2 separate regions of the Homo sapiens genome follow, and region 1 is linked to region 2. A link is a loop called in an ENCODE intact Hi-C map of the cell type or tissue named here. Cell type or tissue: endothelial cell of umbilical vein. All regions are shown on one strand. Each heading gives the region's core, and the rest is flanking DNA. Links, peaks and the distances in the headings are about the cores only. Region 1 has its middle 42 kb from the start of LINC01902. Region 2 overlaps LOC124904349 (a long non-coding RNA gene).

Region 1 (2,941 bases), core at 256-2,755, 170 kb after region 2:
ATATAACTCTCATTTGACACAAGTCACATATGACACATGCAAACGTCACATACACGTCGCACATGGCATGCATATTTACATAGAAACTAACGTCTTACGAACGACTTGTATGTGACATACATGTCACACACATGTCACACACAACACGTATGTCGCGTGTATAACACAACACACGTTCCATACGACGCGTGTCGCCTATGACACATATGACACACATTTGTCATGTATGACCCATATGATCCCTGTATGACACACCACATGCATGCCGCATGTCATATTTCACACCTATGTCACGTGACTCATGTCTTATACATGTCGCATAAGATGCATATTTGACACATGTCACATATTTGGCATATGAAACGACATACATTTCATATGCTGTATGACTAATGCATGTCACACATGGCATATGACAAATATATGCCACATATGACATACATCTATATGTCATTGTGGCTTATTTGTATCATAAGTGATATATATGTGTCGTGTGTGATATATGTCGTATTTTTGTCTTGTCATATATTATTTCACAGATTACCCATATGTCTATATGACACATATATGTCACATATGACACATATGTAAAATATATTTTTTCCTTCTACCCAATGCCAAGTTCAAGACAGGCACGTTTTCTCAGCATCTTCTTTTGTGAATCAGTGGACCTCTTTGGGTTCCTACTTTTATGGAGTGGTTCACTTTTAGTGGTCAAGTTGACACTCCACTTTGAATCAGCATTGTTTCATTTCTTGTTCTTATGCTTTAGGCTTATATTAGACAAAGCTGAAATATTCAATGTTACAATCAGGTTTGAAACTCAGTTACCTCCCTGGTGTCTAATTTTCACTTCATTTGGAGGAAAACAAAGTTTTAAAGTTTTTATGTAATACTTTAGGTCTTGTCTTTTTAATTCAGGAGGGTCACCATGTTATTATTTAGGAAAATGAGATTACATTTGACAATAGACCAATCTAATTTTTTCTTAATGTAGACATCTGGGCTATATGCAAAGTTGCTGTCTTAATTTGTCAATTAGAAAGAAATCCCTTTGAGACAGCCAAGTGACAGAGGGTCCCTGGAGAAATTCTAACCAGCCTCTCCACTGAGGTGAAGCCTCGGGAAGTTCGCCAGGTTTGCAGCATTGAGGAGCCTGGCCCCTCCCCTTCCTGTGTGGAACTTGGGATTCGAACGGCAGGCGGGAAGTGCTCTAGCAGGGGAGTCTGACCTTGTGAGGGAATACCTGTGTCCCCCCTTTTTTCCCCTTTTTACCCAATAAAACCCTGCCTTACTCACCCTTTAAATCATCTGCGAGCCTGAATTTTCATGGCCGTGGGACGGACAAGAACTTTATCTTCAGCTGAACTAAGAAAAAGTCCTGCAACATTTTTGGCGCGCAATGTGGGGGCACCAGAAGCGGTGAGTGAAATGGAGACTCAAAACCTCTCACTGTTGCTTGACCTTTTCCTTCCTTTTTTGGGACCAACTGGTGAGCAGTGTCTCCCCTCCACCCCCAACTCCCTGCCGGAATGGGAGGCACGGCTCAAGGATCCCGGGGCAGCTGGCTGGCATTTTCCGCCATGAACGGCTGGAGCCTTCCCCTTCCCCGCCAAGAGATTCAGCTCCATCAGCCAGTAATCAAACTTTTCTCCCTGGTGGAGAAACCACTTGCATAAGAATAAGAGGTTCTTCCCCAGGATTTTTTTTTTTTTTTTTTTGAGACTGAGTCTCGTTCCGTCGCCCAGGCTGGAGTGCAGTGGCGCGATCTTGGCTCACAGCAAGCTCCGCCTCCCGGGTTCACGCCATTCTCCTGCCTCAGCCTCCCAAGTAGCTGGGACTACAGGCACTCGCCACCACGGCTGGCTAATTTTTTTTCTGTATTTTTAGTAGAGACGGGGTTTCACCGTGTTAGCCGGGATGGTCTTGATCTCCTGACCTCGTGATCCGCCTGCCTCGGCCTCCCTAAGTGCTGGGATTACAGGCGTGGGCCACCGCACCGGGACTTCCCTAGGCATTTTTAAACTGTTTATTTTCTTTCCCTTTCTGTACCCAATCAGCAAGTTAAGTTTTAAAGTTTTTTTTTTCTTTTAGAAGATGTTTTGCTAGGCCAGGCACCCCCCGCCCCCCGCCGCCGCCCCCTCCCGCCCGCAACAACCATCACTGTTTATATTTTCTGCAAAGTTTTGGTTGTGAAATTAAGCCTCCATCTTGCTTTATATCCTGCGGGCCATGGCCGGTAACCACTTGGCAAAGCTTTGTTTGGCAAGCCTGCCATAGGGGATGAGCCCTTTCTGGTTTGACATCTGCATGTTTTCCTAGAGCTGTCTCTTAAAGGGCCCCACCCAGCGACTAGGTTTTCTTCTACCTGTATGTGTACTGTGTGTGATGTGTGTAAGAAGAGCTCTGATTAATTTGGCTTAAAGAAAGACAAGTCCTTTGATCAAGTATTTTGTAAGGGAAGTGAAAAGCTATGGTACCTTTCAGCTCACGTGATTTTAATCTTTAAGAAATAAAAACAGTCCTAAAGACTATTAGTAAAATGTATGTCAGGTGCAAGGTATGCTAAGTGTTTTGAGGTTACAAGCTGCTTTTTGGGTTTTGAGAACTATTTGACTTGCTGGCTTCACAATTGGTAAGGCCTGGGAACATATGGAATTAACCACACCCTTAACTAAGAAGGCCAATCTTGGCTTTAGTTAGCACGCAATTAAAGCAACTTACCAAGTTTTACCTTACAGTTAAAAATTGCTAGGCTACTAGAAATAGATTTACATCCAAGGTGTGTAAAAACAGTAAAATGTGTTTTTTAGTAAAGATTATAAGAAGGCATGGAATGTAAACTTTTGCCTAGGGTTAAAGGATTGTTTTGTGTTAAATTAGGAAAGCTGAAGGTTCAAAGAAGTGGTGGAAGAATTGTGGAATTAATCTTTTAGAAGAG
Region 2 (2,941 bases), core at 205-2,704:
TGTATGATTATATATAACATATATAATTGTATGATTATATATAACATATATATAATTGTATGATTATATATAACATATGTAATTGTATGATTATATATAACATATATATAATTGTATAATTATATATAACATATATAATTGTATAATTATATATAACATATATAATTGTATAATTATATATAACATATATAATTGTATTATATATAACATATATAATTGTATAATTATATATAACATATATATAATTGTATGATTATATATAACATATATATAATTGTATGATTATATATAACATATATATAATTGTATGATTATATATAACATATATATAATTGTATGATTATATATAACATATATATAATTGTATGATTATATATAACATATATATAATTGTATGATTATATATAACATATATATAATTGTATGATTATATATAACATATATATAATTGTATGATTATATATAACATATATATAATTGTATGATTATATATAACATATATATAATTGTATGATTATATATAACATATATATAATTGTATGATTATATATAACATATATAATTGTATGATTATATATAACATATATATAATTGTATGATTATATATAACATATGTAATTGTATGATTATATATAACATATATATAATTGTATGATTATATATAACATATATATAATTGTATGATTATATATAACATATATATAATTGTATGATTATATAAAACATATATATAATTGTATGATTATATATAACATATATATAATTTGAGTGTCATATTGTACCTATGTTTTTATATTCTATACACAATAAATTCACATTACCAAAAATACCTTTGCAGAGTTAGACTCAAGCCATAGAGCTTATTGATATCCTCAATCCTCTACCAGGACTCTTTGATAGAGAGATGAGAATAGACAGAGTAACTTCACAGACTGATGTAAAACCTTTTCTTATTTATTTTTATTTTTATCTGTTCTCATCTTTGCTAGTCTATAAAGGAAGGGAGTGCTTTACCTTCTGAAAGTCTTGTCTTTGGGAGTTTACTGGGCTTCAGTCTTCTTGATGGAATGTTTCTCCACACACAAAAATATAAAATTTATAACAGCAAGAAATGTAAATTTAGTTTGTGGGTAAGAGTGAGAACATTAAAATAAGAAGGGCTGCCATGGATAGAGGCAGATTGACAAATGCTTCTGAATGAAGGAGAGATAAATGTGAAAATATGAGAAAAATGAGAAAGTGCATTCAGACTTGCTAGGTCATATCCTTGGCTGTGAATATTTGTCAGATGTTGTGACAGCTGTGCCTCATAGTATGACTTTTGGAAATAGGCTATTGTATTTGTTTAAAGAGGAATTCACATGCTTAGTCAATATCCTGGAGCCAGAAATATCAAGGAACATTTAAGACAAAATGAGAAAAATCTCAGGAAATGATAAGGCCAAGGTTTGAGTACAAAGTTTCCCCCAAAACACGCATAAACTTTGGACATGCATATGAATGGGTAAACAGTGACAGTTTTAAGTAAGTTGAAAAGAAAAGTAATAGCAAAGACAATGATGTATAGTGTCTTTAAAATTGCTTTGACTTTAGCCTGTGTCTTTGTCTCTTAGATTGCTCTGTTTAATGATGTTAAATAATCTCAAGTACCCTTTGAAGTTGGGTAACCCACAAAGCTCTTCAGAGTAGCTTTGAAGTTAGATTCTGTAAAGCCTCAAATGAAGTATAATTTAGGAATCCTGGATGTGGTATACATCTTCAGTCACTGATTTGAAAGTAGGCAGACGGAGACTGCATCTGAAAAGCATATAGTCCCATTATGTGCTTTTATGTCCCTTTATGGGAAGTTGAAAAGTTTGCCTGCTGAGATAATCCTATCTGATATGCCAAATCAATATTTTTTTTACATTTTCTTTACTATTGAAATTTTGGCTGTTATTAATATATTGAAAATTTTTGTTAATATTATTTCAAATATTTGAGTTATTAATGTAAATTACATCATGCCTTCATTTTGGCCAGAATGAAACAAAACTTGAAGGTAGAAAAATAAATGAAGAAGTGATAAAACGGTGAGGGTTTGAATCAATGTGACTATCTCTTCAAGATTTCAAGTTCCTAAAAGAAGGAATTAGGTAATTTGTATTTATCATTGTTTTGTGCCCAGCAAAGCACCGTATAAACTTTAAATCTTCCTATAGGCTTTCCAATTGAGAAGACACAGGAAGTCATAGAAGCCATTCATCTTATGGAGGAAACTCCTGCTGGCAAAACACTTTTCTGGATACTATTTGAGAGAATCCAAAGAAATGAAAAAGAGTTCCCAGTCTTTTGTAACTCTAACTGAATGCACTAAGATATAGCACTAGGCCTAAAAATGACATGGCACTCCCACTAAAATAAATATATATGAAGAAACACATATAATCATTAAATATAAGAAGAGATGCTCAAAGTCTTTAGTGATATTGAATTAAGTGAATAAAACCCAAAGTAAGGTTATATTTAATGCAATGTGATTGGCAAAAATTAACAAGTCTATAATACCAAATGTTGAAATACAAATAGGCTCTTTTAAACTCTGGTGTTGAGTGTAAACTGGTACAACCACTTTGGAAAGCAGTTTGATATGATCATCTAAGAGTGAATATTCATATAACCTATTATCACAATGATTTGACTCCTTGGTAAATACCTAGAAGAAAATCCTTACACATGTTCACCAAAGGTATACAACAAAATTTATAGCAACACCATTTGTAATAGCAACAATCTACGGAAGATTAAAACAACAAAAAAATTCATCAAAATGAGAATAGTCATATAGTGTGTGGTATATTCACACAATAGAATAGTATACATGTGTGAAAATAAACTCAAGTCAAATGCTACAATTTTGATGAACTTACTTAAGAATATTCAGTAAAAAAGTAATTTATTG

The links. Hi-C counts contacts between places; a loop is a spot of excess contacts. Peaks named below come from ENCODE experiments on the same cell type or tissue, not always from the same donor. Only the 100,000 strongest peaks of a DNase experiment are listed, where the experiment ranks them.
Region 1: it touches region 2 in a loop (9-fold over the local background); 2 of 110 quality-filtered maps call a loop at or near these places.

Annotation. Positions count from the first base shown.
Region 1 is chr18:39,798,550-39,801,490 of GRCh38, reverse strand. No RefSeq gene overlaps it. Among named protein-coding and RNA genes, the nearest start is that of LINC01902, 42 kb to the left of the region's middle. In endothelial cell of umbilical vein, for the core only: no CTCF peak of the experiment used is centred there; a DNase peak (open chromatin) is centred at 1,250; H3K4me3 peaks cover 1,054 bases; H3K27ac peaks cover 645 bases.
Region 2 is chr18:39,968,712-39,971,652 of GRCh38, reverse strand. All of the region lies in intron 1 of LOC124904349 (a long non-coding RNA gene), which reads right to left. Among named protein-coding and RNA genes, the nearest start is that of LINC01901, 45 kb to the right of the region's middle. RefSeq lists an enhancer at 1,055-2,029. In endothelial cell of umbilical vein, for the core only: no CTCF peak of the experiment used is centred there; a DNase peak (open chromatin) is centred at 1,382; H3K4me3 peaks cover 361 bases; H3K27ac peaks cover 1,971 bases.